Linked DNA regions of Mus musculus: region 1 is linked to region 2. Evidence: chromatin loops called from intact Hi-C (ENCODE). Cell type or tissue: gastrocnemius. All regions are shown on one strand. Each heading gives the region's core, and the rest is flanking DNA. Links, peaks and the distances in the headings are about the cores only. Region 1 overlaps Nsd1 (nuclear receptor-binding SET-domain protein 1). Region 2 has its middle 28 kb from the start of Nsd1.

The links. Hi-C counts contacts between places; a loop is a spot of excess contacts. Peaks named below come from ENCODE experiments on the same cell type or tissue, not always from the same donor. Only the 100,000 strongest peaks of a DNase experiment are listed, where the experiment ranks them.
Region 1: a loop joins it to region 2, with 4 times the contacts of the local background. A loop is called at or near these places in 8 of 42 quality-filtered maps.

Annotation. Positions count from the first base shown.
Region 1 is chr13:55,227,674-55,235,673 of GRCm38, forward strand. It overlaps Nsd1 (nuclear receptor-binding SET-domain protein 1), which reads left to right. Exons shown (of 23, transcript NM_008739.3): 3 at 6,222-6,357. Among named protein-coding and RNA genes, the nearest start is that of Nsd1, 22 kb to the left of the region's middle. In gastrocnemius, for the core only: a CTCF peak has its summit at 3,218; no DNase peak of the experiment used is centred there.
Region 2 is chr13:55,176,632-55,187,795 of GRCm38, forward strand. No RefSeq gene overlaps it. Among named protein-coding and RNA genes, the nearest start is that of Nsd1, 28 kb to the right of the region's middle. In gastrocnemius, for the core only: CTCF peaks have their summits at 2,160 (motif pointing left) and 6,173; DNase peaks (open chromatin) are centred at 2,144, 3,201, 5,653, 5,858 and 1 more place; H3K4me3 peaks cover 1,269 bases; H3K27ac peaks cover 2,376 bases.

The sequences.
Region 1 (8,000 bases), core at 1-8,000, 50 kb after region 2:
TGACAGGCACAACATTTTACTAATGATGTTATCTCCCTGCACCCCTCCTTCCCCGTTTGATGTAGGGCCTATTTATTTGGTTTTTATTTTATCTTTATTTTAAGATAGATCCTTGCTATTAACCCAGGCTAGCATTGAAGTCCAAACAGTCCTTTTGCTTCAGTCTCTAGAGTGCTGGGCTTCCAGGGGTGAACCATTACCTGTTGAGACAAGATCTTGTTAAAGAAGATTTCCTTTTGTTTTATATGTATGAGTATTTGCCTGCGTGTATGTGTGTGTACCACATGCATGCCTAGTATTCAAAAAGGCCAGAAGAGGCTGCTGAATACCCTAGAACTGTAGTTACAGATATTTGTGGTCTGCCCTGTAGGTGCTAGGAACTGAATCCAGGTCCTTTGCAAATACAGCTGAGTTATCTTCCTGCCCCCAGAATCCTTTTTCATTTTATTTTATTTTTATGTTTTGAGATAATTTCTTACCCTAGCCCAGGGTATCCTTTAACTCCTGATCCTCCTGCCTCTGCCTTCCAAGAGCTGGGATTTTAGATGTGTGCCACCATTCCTGGTTAGGCATTGCTGGGGAGTGAACCCAGGGCTTTGACCATACTAGACAAGGATTCTACCAGCTGAGCCACTGCCTCCACCCTAGTTTTAACTCCTTAGGAGCTTTGTTCTGATACTTAGCAGACAAGAATGGGGTTTTTATTAAAGTGCTGCATGCTTGAATATATTGATTTCTGACAGTGTTTAGCCAGAAATGGTAGTTGGGGAACATTTTCAAAGTTTGAATTCAACAGGGTTTCTCAGTGTAGACCAGGCTGTTCTGGAACCCAGAAATCTGCCTGCCTCTGCCTCCTGAGTGCTGGGATTAAAGGTGCCTGCCACCACACTTAGCCTTCAACGTAATTAAAAAGACAAACAAACAAACGTTCTGTCTGTGCATTGAATGTGTGTTTGTGCTTACGGAGGCCAGAAAAGAGGGTACTAGATGCCCTGTGACAGAGGTGTACTAGAAGAGTACTGTGAAGAGGGTACTAGATGCCCTGTGACAGAGGTGTACTAGAAGAGTACTGTGAAGAGGGTACTAGATGCCCTGTGACAGAGGTGTACTAGAAGAGTACTGTGAAGAGGGTACTAGATGCCCTGTTACAGAGGTGTACTAGAAGAGTACTGTGGGGGTACTAGATGCCCTGTGACAGGAGTTACAGATGACTATGGGCTACTGGGCAGGTGTTGGGAGTCAAACCTGGATCCTTTGGAAGAGTAGTAGTGCTCTTAACTGCGGAGCCGTTCTCCAGTCTTTAAATTTTAAAAATTAACTTAGTGTGTGAATGTGCTTATGTCATTGTGCTCATATTTAGATGGGAGGACAACTTGTGAGAATTAGTTTTCTTATTTCACCTGGTGAGTTCTGGCATCGGAGTGCATTTGTCGAACTTCTCAGCTCTACCTGCTTGACCATCTTGCTGCTGGTCTTTGACTTTTTTTTTTTTTTTTTTTTTGAGAAAGAGAAATTATTTCTCAACTGTATTTATAGCTCAAGGTCTAGACTGGCCTGGTAAATGTTAAATACATGAATGAAAGTAATATTTGATTTACCTTAGTTAGGTTCATAGAATTCCCTCAGAAACAAATGGCCTAGGGATATAGCTCTGTGGGTAGAGTACTTGCCTGGTTAGCCCCATACCCTGGGCTTTGTCCCCAGCCCTGCATAAACACATGGGATGATGATGATGACACACACCTCTAGTCGCAGCACTTGATTATGGAGGATCGTGAGGTGAGGGTCATCCGTGGCTGTGTGGTAAGTTTGAATTCAAAGTTAGCATATGCTGCTGAGATCTCAGCCAGCCACCAGTAGAGTGAGTACAAAGAAAACATTCTTGTTGTGAAGCGTGTCCTCTCATTGCCTTCTTTCTGCAGAGGCAAAGATGTACAACAGCCCTAAAACATCTCTAGAGGCCTGGGTGAGGTCAGTCAGTAAGACTTGAAGTGGTCAAATTGACTACTTAAGAATTTTATTTTTGACTTGAAGAAGTTAAATATTGGTTATTTGGGTCATGAGGTTTTTGTGAATTTCAAGAGTTTCATCACTTTATTATCCTAGGCTAAAGATTATCTAGCATTGCCAGTCCTCAGAATACATTCCTGATATTTGGTGCTGGGGATAAAACCCAGGGCCCTGTATGAATTAGGCATATGCTCATTATTGAGCTACATACCTGGCCTGTCTCTCCCCTGCAAGTCTTAATTTGTAGTCCCGATAGCTTCAAACTCCTTGTGTAGTCTAGTTTGGTCTCCAACTTGTGTTCTTGCCTATGCCTTCTATGTGTTGGGATTACAAATATGAACCACTGGCTTTTAGACCATGCTTTCTTTCATTTTTTATTACATTTATTTGAGTGTGGCAAGTAAGGGAACACCTGTGCCATGGCACACATGGAGGTAAGAGGATCATGTGATCAAACTCAGGTCATCCCACTTGTTGGCAAACAGGTTTATTCACTGTGCCTTGTGTATGTATGTGCATGCCCCTCTGTCTGTCTGTCTGTCTCTCTCTCTCACACACACCCTTTTAAAAAAAGATTTTTTTATTATTTTAATTATTTATGTATATTGTGTAGGTATGTGTATATGTGTGTTAGGTGTCCAAGGAGGCCATTCAAGAGCTCCTTTGATCCTCTGGATGTTGAACTCATGTAGTCCACTCTAACTTCAAACTTATCTCAGCTTCCTAAATGCTAGGATTATAGATTGTACCACTGTGCCCTGCTCTCCTTAAATAGATTTTTTTTTTAGCAGATGTAGACCCTAAATCTACATATACTAACTGTATTCCATTGCATTCACAAATTACATTTTATATTTCCATTCTTCAGTTAGTGGTCATCTGATTGTTTTTACTTTTTTGACTGTGGTAAATTATTTTTATGAACATTTATATACATTTTGTGTGTGTGTTTCTGTGTTTCCCTAGTGTTAATGGCAGGCAAGTATTCTACCACTAAACCTTGTACTCAGAAATTTGCCTACTTCTGCCTCCTGGATGCTGGGCTTAAAGGTCTGTGCCACCACCACCTGCACTGAAGAAATCTTTTAATCTTTCAGAAAGAAAACCATTTTTTTTTTAAATTTATTTTATATATGTGAGTACACTGGTGCTGTCTACAGACACACCAGAAGAAGGCATAGGATCTCATTACAGATGGTTGTGAGCCACCTTGTGGTTGCTGAGAATTGAACTCAGAACCTCTGGAAGAGCAGTCAGTGCTCTTAACCTGTGAGCCATCTCTCCAGCCTGGATCTTTTGGTCTCTTCACAGGGTGTATTAAAGTTGCCATCCCGCATCCAGTGCCTGTTGTTTTGCTAGTCATAGCTCAGCACATTTATTTTTTGGCAGTGTGTCTGATAATACAATGTAATCCATTTGTAATAGGTATATGAATAGAAGGCAGAACCAATTCCATCTCCTCATTTATGGTTAAATTCTCATAAATAGTATCTGAGGTTTTATTGTTATCAAATGATAAATGTGGTCATTAATAATTTGAGCTTCAGTTGTTCTATCCAGCTTTGAATCCATGGACTAAACTGATACTGTTACTGTGTGTGTTGTGTATGTGTATGTGTGTATATCGGGGCACTTGTGCTTGGAGGCCAAAAGTGTTAGTTATCTTGTAATAAGTATAAAGTATGCCTTATGGAAATGCAGGAAAGATCATTGTGCTTGATAAATTGGAAATAACAAGTAAATAAGAATTGAATAATATTTATTAATGATTGCAAATAAACAAGTACATTTAGGACTTAAATAATATCAATGATTGGCAAATTTTTCTTTTGGGAGCAGGGAATTTCAGACAGGGTTTCTCTGTCTCTTTAGCCCTGGCTGTAATAGAATTCAATTTATTGATCAGGCTGGCCTCAGATTCATAAAGATCTGCCTGCCTTTGCCTATTGAGTATTAAAGTTGGGTGCCATCAGCACCTGGTCACAAGTTACAGATTACATTAGAAATATAGGTACCTAAGTTGCCAAATGCAATGTTAGTATCAATTAGATTTTGACAAATAAAATATATATTTTTCTTTTCAAGCATTCGTTTTTTGAGACAGTTTCATGTAGCTCAGATTGGCTTGGAACTAAACAATGTACTAGCTGATGCTGTCACTGAACTCTGAGTCTCTGCCACCATACAGGGCTTCATTCAGGCTCTAAAAGTTCATATAGTTAACAAACTTTTAAAGACTTTCTGAATTGATTGGCAAATAGCTTCCCTTTTTTAAAGGGAAGTTCTATATTTTCTATTCTACTCTTCTATTCTTAGTGACTATGAAAATGAAAACTAGTATTTTCAGGTGAATTTAACTTACAAACATGAGTATTTTGAAGCATCGTAAGTCATTCTATTTCACATGCTTTATGTGAAAGCCTTTTGTTTAAGTGTATGTGGGTCTTTTGCTTATATGCCTGTCTGTGTACCAGTGTGTGGTGGCAGTAGGGTTCAGAAGAGGGCTTTGAATCCTCTGGAACTAGACTTACAGATGGTTGTGGCCACTGTGTGTGTGTGTGTGTGTGTGTGTGTGTGTGTGTGTGTGTGTGTGTGTGTTGGCAGTGAAACCACAGTCCTCTGGCAGAGTATATATGTTCTAATTGATCTTTCTCTCCAGCCCCAAGTGAAAGCAGTCTTTAGATTGAAAGATGCTTTTAAATAAGGGCATTATTCATTATTTATCTTTCCTTGGATTATTTCAATGAATCATTCTTTATATATTTTTTTAAGATTTATTTATTTTTATTATATGTAATTACACTGTAGTTGTCTTCAGACACTCCAGAAGAGGGAGTCAGATCTCATTACGGATGGTTGTGAGCCATCATGTGGTTGCTGGGATTTGAACTTCGGACCTTCAGAAGAACAGTTGGGTGCTCTTACCCGCTGAGCCATCTCACCAGCCCGAATCATTTCTTATATTTTTTTATGACCACTTGAGTGCCAAGTGGATAGTTTAAGTCATTTAGGTAGGAACTCTGTAAGCACCTTTGAAGACATGGTCCTTAGGGTGAAATAGTCCTTGGATTAACCTGAGAGATTGTTCTTAGTCCTCGCACTCCAGAGAGTTTGGCCTCTGCAAAATACCTTAGTATGTTTGCACCTTTTTTTGTATATACAGGATTGAAGGCTCAGGCTTGTGAACACAAGTTTTTTTCCTCTGAAAGCAGGAATTTGTGCTATTTAGAGACATGGACCTCAGAGCTAAATGGAGGCAGATGCCATATCAGTCAGGCATATTATTTTTGGAGAAAAGATTCAGGCTGAATTGAACAATTCCTAAGAGCTTAATTTATATTTATATTGTATTCTATTTGAATGTTGTTCAGAGTTGTACTATGTTATATTTTGTATATCTTCTTTGTTCATTATGGGAAAAATTTATGTAGTATGAGTAGAGTATGACCTGTACTTCTAGAATTTGATTTTGTTCTGTTTGGGGCAGAGTCTCACTATATAGTCCTGGCTATCTGGAGCTCACTGTGTAGACCAGGCTGGCATTGAACTAGTGATGTATTCTTGCCTCTTCCTCCCATGTACTAAAGTTAAAGGCTTGTACCATCATATCTTGTGTAATTTTAGGATTTTGTTTTTATAATCACCATTAATGATTGTAAAACAAATTGAAAATTATTCTAAAAGGCTATGCTGTGAACAGTTGAGGCAGGGTAATTTGTGCTAGGCTGTCTTTTTTTTTTTTTTTTTCTTTTTTAACATTAAAAGCATGTATTGTTGCACTGGAGAGATAGCTCAGAGGTTAAGAGCACTGGCTGCTTTTCCAGAGGTCCTGGGTTCAATTCCCAGCAACCACATGGTGGCTTATAACCATCTATGGTAAGATCTGGTGCCATCTTTTGGGCTGCAGGCATATATGCAGGCAGAATGCTGTATACATAATAAATAACGAAATAAATCTTAAAATATTTATTGTGGTTGTGAGTGGGTACTGTGTTAATGTGGAGGCAGAGGGTAACATGGGAGTTTGTTTTCTGCACAGTGAGTCTCAGGTTGTTAGCTTGGTGGCAGGTGCTTTTACCCACTGAGCCATCCTGCTGGCCTGGCTGGGTTTTCATTTTGTATTTCTAGGCATTGCTTTTCAGAATTCTAATTGGAGGATAATGCTTCGAAGGTTTTTTTCTTACTGTTCCCCCATGTTTTGTCTGTCTAAGTGTCAACCGAAGAAAAAGTCTACACCACTGAAATATGAAGTTGGAGATCTTATTTGGGCAAAATTCAAGAGACGCCCTTGGTGGCCCTGCAGGATCTGTTCTGATCCATTGATTAATACACACTCAAAAATGAAAGGTAATAACTTACAGTTGATTATTTGTTGTAAAATACAATGTGTGGAATCATGAGCTTTTTAGGAGCTGTTTTTAGTGTGAATCAGGATTTTGGTACTTAGCAGTAATACATTGTTTTCTTGGAAATTTTTAGGAATTAACACCTTTCATTTTTTTAGTTGAAGTTTGTCTTACTCTGAAATTGAAAAGTGGTTAGATCAGGCTGTTAGTACTTGCCTGCAATTTCATGGTTGGAAAGATGGAGTCAGAAGAATCATGGATATGAGGACAGCTACGTAGTGAGATTATGTTTAAAAATTTTTAAAGATTTATTTATTTATGTATATGAGTATACTGTAGCTATACGGATGGTTGCAAGCCATCATGTGGTTGCTGGGTATTGAACTCCCTCTGGCCCCACTCACTCTAGCCCAAAGATTTATTTATTATTATAGATAAATACAGTGTAGCTGTCTTCAGACATACGGGAAGAGGATATCAGATCTCATTATGGATGGTTGTGAGCCACCATGTGGTTGTTGTGCTTTGAACTCAGGACCTTCAGGAAAGCAGTAAGTGTTCTTATCCGTTGAGCCGTCTCTCCAGCCCATTTTAAATTTCAAGACCTCAGGACAGTGAAGGTGCACACCTTTGAGACCCAGCACTTGGGGGACAGAGGCTGGTGAATCTCTGAGTTCCTGGCCAGCTTGGTCTACAGAGTGAGTTCCAGGACAGCCATGACTGTTACGCAAAGAAACCCTGTCTCAAAAAACAACACAAGGGCTGGAGAGATGGCTCAGTGGTTAAGAGCACCGACTGCTCTTCTAAAGGTCCAGAGTCAAATCCCAGCAACAACATGGTGGCTCACAACCCTCCATAACAAGATCTGACCCCCTCTTCTGGAGTGTCTGGAGACAGCTACAGTGTACTTACATATAATAAATAAATAAAATCTTAAAAAAAAACCAAAACTCAGTTATTTTGTATGTATACAATGGAAAATAAAAATGGAAATTTAGTTCTACAAATTAATGTATGTCCCAGTCTCCCTGTCACACACCCCTGACCCCCATATTTTTGTAAATGAGGTTTTATTTTTGTCAGGCTGGCCTTGAACTGTCTGGCAATCTGATCTTCCTCCATCTCCCATGTGCTGGGATATCAGGTGTGTGCCACTCAGTTTATGTGGTGCTATCATCTCGCCTGGGACTTTGTGCATTGTATGTAGTCACTTTACAAACTGAGGTTCATTTATTGACCTTAGACTCTTTACTTAAGAATTTACTTTGTTGGGGCTGGAGAGGTTTCTCAGTAGTTAAGAGTACTGCCTGCCCTTATAGAGATCCTGAGTTCAATTCCCAGCAACCATATGGTGGCTCACAACCATCTGTAATAGAATCTGATGCCCTCTTCAGGGTGTGGGAAAAGTGATCATTCATACATAAAAAATAAATAAGTATTTTTACAAAAGAAAAGAAAATATAATTTACATTGTCTTTAGCCAGAGAAATGGCTCAAAGTGTTTGAAGTATAAGCCTGAAGACCTGAGTTGCTTCGTCGGGCTTCCTATGGTGGAGAGAACTACCACAAGTTGCTGTCTGCCCTCCACATGTATGCTATAGTATGTATGCATATAAATAACAATGTTACAAAAATTGGGAAAAA
Region 2 (11,164 bases), core at 1,456-9,455:
TGCCTGCCTAGCATACACAGAGACCTGGATTCGGTTCCTACCCCTGCATAAACAAAAGCATGTGGACCCTAAGTGGGTGTTTGCAGTGACTTTAAAAAAAAGATTTATTTATTATTATAAATAATAATTATTATTAATTAGTCAGATCTCATTACAGGTGGTTGTGAGCTACCATGTAGTTGTGGGATTTGAACTCAGGACCTTCAGAAGAGCAGTCATTGCTCTTAACTGCTGAGCTATCTCCTGAGTACCTTTCAGGGACTTAGGAACAGTAAGCAGGTAATGACTGGGACAGCAGTTGTATCCTCCTGGGAGGGAAATGAAAGAGGATCGGGAGTTCAAGGCCACCTACGGCTACATAAGGCCCTGACTCAGGTCAGAGGGGTGATTTACCAGAGAAAGGCATTTGTGAGCTAGCCTTATCACCTGAGTTCAATTCTCTGGGTCTCACATGGTGGAAAAAAGAATACCAACTCCCATAAATTATCATCTGACCTTTACATACACATTCATGCTCACACAAATGCATAAAGTATAATAAAAAGTTTTAATAATAATAATAATAATGATAATAATGATCCTGTCTGAAACACTGAAAAAGAAAGAAGGGGGTGTATGATGGCTTAAGCCTATATTCCCAGTAGTTTAGGAGGCTGAGACAGGAGGATTGTTGTGAGTTGGAGGGTAACCTGGACTACAAAGTGAGTTCCAGGTACAATTTTACCTCAAAACCAAACAAAAGAAGAGAAATACAAGATCAGTTATTGATGTTTCTGAGGAAGTGACCTCAGTGCCCCCAATGCCTGCGAGTACTCTCTCCACCAGACATTTTTTCAGTCACTGTGCATGCCGTGAAGATGGCCTGGTCCCTGCCCGCAGGAGTGAAGACAGATAGATAGGCTTGCTCCCCGCCCCCCAGGAGTTTCCAGTGAAATAAACAACCAAGAAAGTACTGACTATGATTAAACAGAGAACCCTGCAGGTCAACCACTTGACAATCCTGCAAGACAGATCATGATGAGCCTTCGGGAAGCGCTCCATGAGGGAATCAAACCTGAGTTGCAGGCCAGTGCCTGTCTTGAGAGAGTGGGAGGGAGACCATTCCAAAGAGAGGGAGCAGGCTCTGCAAAGGCCCAGAACATGGCAGGCAGGGACAGGGAGATCTGAGGAGCTCCAGGTCACTCATGTAGACAGAGTGAAAAAGAACAGGGCATCAGATGAAGCCCACTGTAGCAGGCCAGTGAAGAGACCAGAGAGCCCAGTGAGGTGGTTGATAGACTTAGTTATGCCTAGAGACACAGCTGGGAACTGGGACATGACTTCCTCTGGAGACAAAAGCAAGGAGCCAGAGAGTAGTTTTTGTTTGTTTGTTTGTTTGTTTGTTTTAATTTTATTTATTTAATGTATGAGTGCTCTGCTGCACATACACCTGCCTGCCTGAAGAGGGCATCAGATTCCCCCATAGATGGTTGTGAGCCACCATGTGGTTGCTGGGAATTAAATTCAGGACCTCTGGAAGAGCAGCCAGTGCTCTTAGCCACTGAGCTGCTTTTCTCACCAGCCCCAGAAAGAGCCACAACTCACTCCCTCTCCCATCCCCTGGCCTGAGGCCTAGACCTCCGGAATCCCAAGGCTCCAGCTTGGACCAGGAGTTTCCAAGTCAGGCATAAAGAACTTGCCAAAAAGGAGCCTTTAGTCACAGCACCCTTGAGGCAGAGGCAAGATCTCTATGACCGAGTAGGAGGCTCGCCTGGTCCACATAGTGAGTTCTAGGCCATCCAGGGCTACGGGCAGGGATGTGGGACAGCTCAGGACTACAGCATTTGCTCAATACTCACAGGGCAATGTGAGTGATTTAGGGGCCTGTGGGGCAGATGATGGTGAAAACAGAAAAACACACTCCAGACCCACATGTTTTGCTACGCCAAGAAAGAAAGAAAGAAAGAAAGAAAGAAAGAAAGAAAGAAAGAAAGAAAGAGAAAAAAAATGTACACAGCACCACTCTGGCTCCATCATCCTGGGCTTTGCTCCTGGTCATTTTCCTTACCCTCCCCCCACCCCCACCCCCTTTTCTTCTCCAGTCTCTGGTTTGTGAAGGCAATCAGAACAGAGTCAAGGGTGACATACTGGGGTGTTGGTGCCACCTCCTGGTAGCCACAGGAAATGCAACATCTTGTTTTGGCCTGGTTCAGAGGTGGTTTGTATTGGGATATACAATATATCCAACTTGTGGTCATCAGGACATTCTTGGAGGACAGTTTTCTTTCAACTGTTTATTTTATTTCACGTGTGTGAATGTTTCATCTGCTTGCATGTATGTGCGCTTTGCAGAAGTCGGACAGGATCATCGGATCACCTAGGGACAGGATGGAGCCCTTGGTCCCCAAGCAAGAGCAGCAAGTGTTTTTAACCACTGAACCCTCTCTCCAGACTTCCCTGGGAGACAGTTTTCTTCAGAAACAAGTTTCTAATCCATGCTTGGGGGAGGTGCTAAGCAACTGCGTCTACTCAAAACCCTCCACTGACTTCAGGATTGGGGTCCATGGCCCTTAACATGACTCAGGATTTCAGTCTGGTCCTCCTCAGCCCCAGCCCCCTGCATGGGTGCTCCCACATGGTGCCTCCAACCAGAAATTCCCTGTATCTCTGCAATAGCCATGGATGTTGTTGTGATTTGAATAGGTATGGTCCCCATAAAGTCATGTGTTTGACTGTTTGGCCTATAGGGTGTGGCACTATTAGGAGGTGTGGCCTTGTTGGAGGTGTGTCAGTGGGGGCAGGCTTTGATGTCTCCTATGCTCAAGCTACACCCAGTGTGGCACACAGTCTCCTGATTCCTGAGGAACTCTCAGCTCAGTCGGTATGCCTGTCATGTCTGCCTGGATGCTGCCATGCTTCCTACCATGATGATAATGGACTGAACCTCAGAACATGTAAGCCAGCCCCAATTAAATGTTTTCCTTTTTAAGAGTTGCCTTGGTCATGGTGTCTGTTCACAGCAGTAAAACCTTAACTAAGACAGTGGGAAAAAGTGTCTCACAGAGTGGGAACAGCAAGTGCAAAGGCCAAGGTATCTCTAAGGAGACGGGAGAAGCCAAGGACTGGAAAGAAAACTAGAGTTGCCAGAGCTGTGCCAATAGATCTCAGGGGCCTTGGCAAGGGGTTGAGTATCTGGCAAAGGGTGGAAGGTGAGGTTTTCAGCAGCAAATGTCATGATAGCGCATATGTTTGGAAAGAGTCCCACAGAGCTGCCTGGTACGAGCTGGCAGTTTAGATGGAGCTGGCAGGGGCACATGGGAGATAGAAGGTGGAGGCTTGGATTCTTGAGACCTTACTCCAAGCTGGTTCTGCCTGCATTAGGGCTCTCAATCTCTGGCTTTAGCTTTTCTGGAGCCAAGACAAGGATCAGGCCTCTGACTGACCTCCTTAGGGAGAACTTCCTCCTCCTCCTCCTCCTCCTCCTCTTCTTCCTCTTCTCCTTTATTTATTTATTTTATGAATATGAGCACATCATTGCTCTCTTCAGACTCATCAGAAGAGGGCATCAGATCCCATTACAGATGATTGTGAGCCACCACGTGGTTGCTGGGAATTGAACTCAGGACCTCTGGAAGAGCAGTCGGTACTCTTCAGCCCAGGGGAACTCTTCTTACTTGTGTGTGTTATGCCAGCTCTGGATACATTTCAGGCCTACCCCTCCAACATCCAACTTCCCAGCTTCTGGTAGGAAGCTGAGCTGTGAGACCTGCCAACCTACTTCACGGAGGAGGAAGCTTAGATGCAAAGTTGGGGAGCTAGCTACCAGAGGAAGAGGTGAGCTTTGAGCCAAGGTCTCTGTGCCCTCCCACCATCCCAGTTATAAGAACAGCCAGTTATACCCAGGCCTACCAGTTATAGGCAGGGCTCTGTCACCCTGTGTGACTCAGCATTCTCTCCTGCAAGATGGGGGCATACCAGTTTCTCACTGCTGTGACAGAAGCAAGCAAGTAGGGAAGGAATGGTTTGTTCAGGCTCATGGTGGGAGGGTACAGTCCGAGACAGCATGGCGGCAGGAGAGTGGTCATGTGGCACCCACAACCAGAAAGCATCAGAAGATGAACTCTGGTGTTTCTCACTCTCCATCTTTCTAGGAACAGCTCTGTAGACAGGCCTATAGATGCATTTCCATGGAGTCAAGTTGATGTTGTGAAAGTTTCCTCTAGGATTGAAACATTCCACTATGCAGGCGAGATCATGTTTCCTTGGTTTGGTTTGGTTTGGTTTGGTTTGGTTTGGTTTGGTTTGGTTTGGTTTTTTCGAGACAGGGTTTCTCTGTATAGCCCTGGCTGTCCTGGAACTCACTTTGTAGACCAGGCTGCCAGGCTGGCCTCGAACTCAGAAATTCGCCTGTCTCTGCCTTCCGAGTGCTGGGACAGCCAGGGCTACAGAGAAACCCTGTCTCGAAAAACCAAAAAAAAAAAAAAAAAAAAAAAAAAAAAAGAGTTGCCTTGGTCATGGTGTCTGTTCACCGCAGCAAAACCCTAACTAAGACATCTCCCCAGGAAAAGCTTTGTCATACAACAGTTGACAAAGAGGATTAACATGATCATCATAATAACCTGCCTAGTAGTATCTGTAAGGTGGATGGAACGGGTACCCATCCCGCCCAGGACGGCACTGGCGTCAGCAGCATAGGAACGCTGTTGCAGTAGCTGCACTTGCTCGGGAGAGCTCGGATAAGGAAGGAGGAAGCCGAGGCTTTGCCAAGTCACCTAAGTCCAGTCAAAGGCGCCCAATGCAAGCAGCGTTTCCTTTCCCATTTGCCAGGGTGTTTGTTTGTTTGTTTGTTTTGTTTTGTTTTGTTCTGTTTGTTTTGCTTTTTTTTTTTTCTTTTTCCTGAGCCCTGGCTGTCCTGTAACTCTCTTTGTAAACCAGGCTGTCCTGAAACTCACTGAGATCCTCCAGCCTCTGTCCTCCCTGAATGCTGGGATTAAAAGTGGTGACTCTTGTCAATTTGTTTTTTTTTTTTAAGATTTATTTATTATTATATGTAAGTATACTGTAGCTGTCTTCAGACACACCAGAAGAGGGAGTCAGATCTCGTTAGGGATGGTTGTGAGCCACCATGTGGTTGCTGGGATTTGAACTCAGGACCTTCGGAAGAGCAGTCGGGTGCTCTTACCCACTGAGCCATCTCACCAGCCCAGTCAATTTGTTTTTAAGATAGACTCTCTTATAGCCCAGGTTGCCCCTAAAGTCACAATGTAACCAAGAATAACCTGGAACTTCTATTTGAGTTAGTCCTACTATGTAGTCCCCCCTGGCCTCAAACCACAGAGATAGGCCTGACCCCGCCTCCCAAATGCCAGAAAGTGTGCACCCCCACACCTAGCTGACCTTGAACTTCGGAGTCTCTTCACTTTCCACCACCAAGCTTACAGGCTTGCACCTCCAGACCTAGTTTTTTTGTTTTGTTTTGTTTTTCCTTTCTTATTTATTTATTTATTTATTTATTTATTTATTTATTTATGATTCTTCAGCTGACAGCAAGAGTATCTATTGTACACGAGTTACACTTGGCCACAAGTGAGAACAGACCTAGTCCAGAATGCCAAAGGTCCAGGGCAGAGAGCCAGCCGGACTGTTTGGGTTATAAGAAAGGCAGTCATTTTCCCAGGTGATCTCGGCCAGATCACGTTCCAGGTCCACTGAGACTTACTACCGACAGCAGCATACAGATCAACAACTTGTTCCGGTGTCCTGGCCTTCGGCATCCCTTACCTCTCTGCTCCTGCAGGCTTCGTGGGTGCACAAGCTAATTTACTTGGACCTCTGCCTCTTCTTTCTTCTCTTCTCTTGCGCCTCAGCCTGCGCATTCATTCGCATTCTCTTCTTCCGCCACTTCCCTCTCGTGGCGCAGGAGTTTCAAAGAAGATGGCGCTAAGGCCGAGCCAAACCTAGTTTTTATAAGGGGCCTTGAAAGCGTACGAAGGAGCCACTACATTCTAGAGTCCTAAAAGGCACAACAAATGCCCTGAGCCCAGAAGCAAGCTACTCTCTTCTCAGACGTTGACAGCTCAGGGTTTGGGAGCCCGGGAGACGCCAGACAGAGAAGTGACGAGGGCCAGGAAGCCCAGGCTTGCAGTGAAGGAGTCCAGGGCTCCTTCCCTCCCTGAGAACTCCTCTATGTAATTCCCGTGCTTAGTCACATGGGGGTGACAGTGCATCAGGGAGGCCCTGCTCCTCTGAGTCAGCAAAAATAGAAAAACTAAGTGGGGCTGGAGACAGTGACTAAAAGCAATGAGTGCTCTTCCAGAGGACCTGGGTTCAATTCCCAGCACCCACATGGCAGCTCACAATTGTCTGTAACTCCAAGATTTGATACCCCCCCCCAAAAAAAAAAGAAAAGAAATTAAAAAAAAAAAGATTTGATACCCTTACCCGGACATACCAATGCACATAAAATAATAATAATAATTAATAAGCAGGAGCTAAAGGAGGGCTGGCTTATCAGGTAAAGATGCTCACCGCCAAATCTGATGATCTGAGTTGAGTCACTGGAACCCACACATTGGAGGGACAGATCAGACTCCTGAAAGCTGCCCTCTGACCTACACTGGTGCACACTCCCCTAAAAGAATTAAATAAATGGTTTGTTTTAGTGTCTTTTTTTTTTTTTTTTCGTTTTTCGAGACAGGGTTTCTCTGTGTAGCCCTGGCTGTCTCCTGGAACTCACTCTGTAGACCAGGCTGGCCTCGAACTCAGAAATCTGCCTGCCTCTGCCTCCCGAGTGCTGGGATTAAAGGCGTGCACTACCACGCCCGGCTCATAGTAGTATCTTTAGGTGACTCAGAGATCTACTGAGAATTCTTACCACATCCCAGTGACGGACAGTCCATTCAAATTCCCAACTGACAAGTCAGACAGCCTGCCCAAGATTACCCAGCCAGAATGTGAACCTGGTCAGGGTTGCTCCCAATCAGGCTGCAGCAGCTTCTGATCCTAGGCTCACAGTCCAGCTCCAGCCTCTGTCTGCCAGCATCTGGAGGCTAAGCTGCTTCAGCTGAGCTGGCAGAGCAGAGTTCTTCGTGGGGAGAGACATGCTTGCACAAGAGGTTGGGGGAGAGACTGTCTGTACCTCTGTTGTAGAAAGGCTGGTCTGAGGGGTGAAGCCTTTGCTTTCCCTCATATATACAGTTATGTGTGTGTTTATATATGTGTATACATACACATATATGTGTGTGTATACACATATGTATATGCATATGTGTGTATATATGTGTGTATACATATTTATATATTCTATGTATCTATGTATGATATATATATGTATATGTATATATACACACACACACACACACACACATATACATATATATTAGGCTTTAGAACAGAGGTTCTCAACCTTCCAAATGCTGCATGCAACCCTTTAATACAGTTCATTTATGGTATGGTGACCCCAACCATAAAATTATTTCCATTGCTACTTCATAACTGTAATTTTGCTACTGTTATGAATCATAATGTAAATATCTGATATGTGACCCCCGTGAAGGGGTCCTTTGATCCCCTTGCTCTACAGTCTGAATTCTGGGGCTCTTCTAACTTCAAAAAACAGATATTCAGAGAGCACTCACTAAACACTTTCAGCTAAACATTATGCCACTTTTATTTACTTATTTACATATTACATTTGGCTGCTGGGACCAACCCAGAACCTTGTGCATGTTAAGCGAGGATTGTGCAACAGGGTGCAAATTCAGCCCAAGCATGCAGTCCTTATGAGACAGGACTGTCTCACTATAATCACTATACAGCCCTGTAGTTGTCTTCAGGTGAAGAATAGAAAATTACTGGCCTCTTGTGAAAACATGAACTTTTTACCTCGGAGCCCACCCCCTCCCATCTGAAAAACATTTTTGAGATAAAGGCCTCCTGGAACAACCTCAAAATGAACCGGGTACATTGCCAAATGATAGGACATGACTCCTTAGTTACGTAGATTCCTTGATAGGACATGACTCCTTAGTTACGTAGATTCCTCTGACAGAACCCCTTGTCCTTTGGCAGAACTCCCTAGTGATGTAAACTTGTACTTTCCCTGCCCAGTTCTCCCCCTTTGAGTTTTACTATATAAGCCTGTGAAAAATTCTGGCTGACCGTCGAGACTCCTCTACCCTGTGCTAAGGTGTATGAGTTTCGACCCCAGAGCTCTGTGTGCTTCCATGTTGCTGCTTTATTTCGACCCCAGAGCGCTGGTCTGTGTGCTTTCATGTTGCTGCCTTATTAAATCTTGCCTTCTACATTTTATGTATGGTCTCAGTGTCTTCTTGGGTACGCGGCTGTCCCGGGACTTGAGTGTCTGAGTGAGGGTCTTCCCTCGAGGGTCTTTCATTTGGTGCGTTGGCCGGGAAACAGCGCGACCACCCAGAGGTCCTAGACCCACTTAGAGGTAAGATTCTTTGTTCTGCTTTGGTCTGATGTCTGTGTTCTGATGTCTGTGTTCTGTTTCTAAGTTTGGTGCGATCGCAGTTTCAGTTTTGCGGACGCTCAGTGAGACCGCGCTCCGAGAGGGAGTGCGGGGTGGATAAGGATAGACGTGTCCAGGTGTCCACCGTCCGTTCGCCCTGGGAGACGTCCCAGGAGGAACAGGGGAGGATCAGGGACGCCTGGTGGACCCCTTTGAAGGCCAAGAGACCATTTGGGGTTGCGAGATCGTGGGTTAGAGTCCCACCTCGTGCCCAGTTGCGAGATCGTGGGTTCGAGTCCCACCTCGTGTTTTGTCACGGGATCGTGGGTTCGAGTCCCACCTCGTGTTTTGTCACGGGATCGTGGGTTCGAGTCCCACCTCGTGTTTTGTTGCGAGATCGTGGGTTCGAGTCCCACCTCGCGTCTGGTCACGGGATCGTGGGTTCGAGTCCCACCTCGTGCAGAGGGTCTCAATTGGCCGGCCTTAGAGAGGCCATCTGATTCTTCTGGTTTCTTTTTTGTCTTAGTCTCGTGTCCGCTCTTGTTGTGACTACTGTTTTTCTAAAAATGGGACAATCTGTGTCCACTCCCCTTTCTCTGACTCTGGTTCTGTCGCTTGGTAATTTTGTTTGTTTACGTTTGTTTTTGTGAGTCGTCTATGTTGTCTGTTACTATCTTGTTTTTGTTTGTGGTTTACGGTTTCTGTGTGTGTCTTGTGTGTCTCTTTGTGTTCGGACTTGGACTGATGACTGACGACTGTTTTTAAGTTATGCCTTCTGAAATAAGCCTAAAAATCCTGTCAGATCCCTATGCTGACCACTTCCTTTCAGATCCTCAGCTGCCCTGCCTCCCACTCCAACTCCAGAGAGCAGCCAGCGGGTAACAGTGGTCCCGCCCATGGACCTGGAGCCTAGGGAAAAATGAGCTCGGAAATCCGGAGCAAATGAGGAGTGGTCCCTGAGAAGTCAGTGGCCTGAATGTTGTGGCTGCTGAAGCAAAAGAAGAGGAGGCTGTTCGAGTAGCCGGCCAAGAGCGCTGCAGGTTCCCAGGCAGCTTCTCATTCCCCTGTCCCTCCCATCCCGTCTCTTGTTAACAGAAAAACTGCTTTCACTTTAAGATAAGTGCCGGTTGCAGCCAGCTGTGAGAGCTGCACTCCCGTCTCTGCTCTAAAGTTCCCTCTTCTCAGAAGGTGGCACCACCCTGAGTTGCTGGCAGTGAGTCTGTTCCAAGTTCCAGTGAGGGAGGCATCCGCCCACTTGGGGCTTCTGTCCAAGGTAAGGAGCACCTGTGAGTCTAACTGCCAGACTCTGATGGGGGTCTCGTCTCTGTGGGACTAGAAAGTGTCCCAACAATCTGACCAAGGTAACAGGAAGTTAAGACAAAGACAGAGATCAGAGTCAAAATCAGAGCTGTGCTGTGAGACAGATAGATAAGAGAAATAAAATGCTGGTCACAAAAGTCAGGAAAATTAAAAAACTTAGATAGTACCTGGCAACAAAAGAAAGCTTTTGGCTAAAGATCAACGTGTATACTGTAAAGAAAATGAGCACTGGGTGAGAGACTGCCCCAACAAAAAGAAGAGGAGCCCCCCTCATGACCAAACCCTTCACCTGTTCGTGGCTAAAAGTAAAGAGATAACAAAAGGGGTGCTAACACAGAAGCTGAGTCCTTAAAAGAGTCCGGTGGCCTACCTGTTAAAGCAGCTAGAAAAAGAGACTGTGTTTCATACTCCTCCACCGACCAGTGCAAAACAAGCTAAAAAGTTCCTGGGCACTGCGGGCTTTTGCAGATTGTGGATTCCAGGTTTTGCTGAGTTAAAGAGATAAACAGCCCTTCGTATAGAGAAAAAGGAACAATCTTAGATGGCCTTGGATGCTCTTGAGACTGCCCTAATGTTATCCCCAGCTATGGGACTCCTAGATGTGACTGAGAACAAAGGTATTGCCAAAAAAGTTCTTACTCAGAGATTGGGACCCTGAAAAAGACCTGTGGCATACTTGTAAGAAATTAGACCTGGTGGCTGTAAGATGGCCTGCTTGTCTGCACATAGTGGCTTCTGGTCAAGGACGCAGATAAATTGACTCTGAGACAAAACTTGGCACATGTCCTAGAAAGTGTGGTTCAGCCCCCATGACCAATGGCTGACTAACGCTCTTGAAAGCATTATCCAACCGTCCCCCTGACCGATGGACACATTATCAGAGCTTTTTGTTGACTGAACGAGTGACCTTCGCTCCCCCTGCTATCCTCAATCTCACTACTGCCTGAGACTTCACCTACTCATCATTGTGCTGACATTCTGGCAGAAGGAACTCATACTCGAAATGATCTGAAGGATCAGATCAGCCTTGGCCTGAGAGTTCGAGCTGGTACACGGATGGCAGTAGCCTGAAGGTTAAAGGTAAGCGGAAGGCGGGGACAGCAGTGCAGTGATGGACAGAAAGCAAGTGATCTAGGCCAGCAGCCTCCCTAAAGGGACTTCAGCCCAGAAAGCTAAACTTGTGGCTTTAATACAAGCTCTATAAATGGTAAAAAAAAAAAAAAGTCTACACGGACAGCAGGTATGCTCTTGCCACTGTACAGAGCAATATACAGACAAAGAGAGCTGTTGACATCTGCAGAAAAAGACCTAAGATGCTGTGGCTAAAAGAAATCAGATGGCAAATCTAACCGCCCAGGCATCCTAAAGAGCAATGATCCTGACAGTCTGAAGACT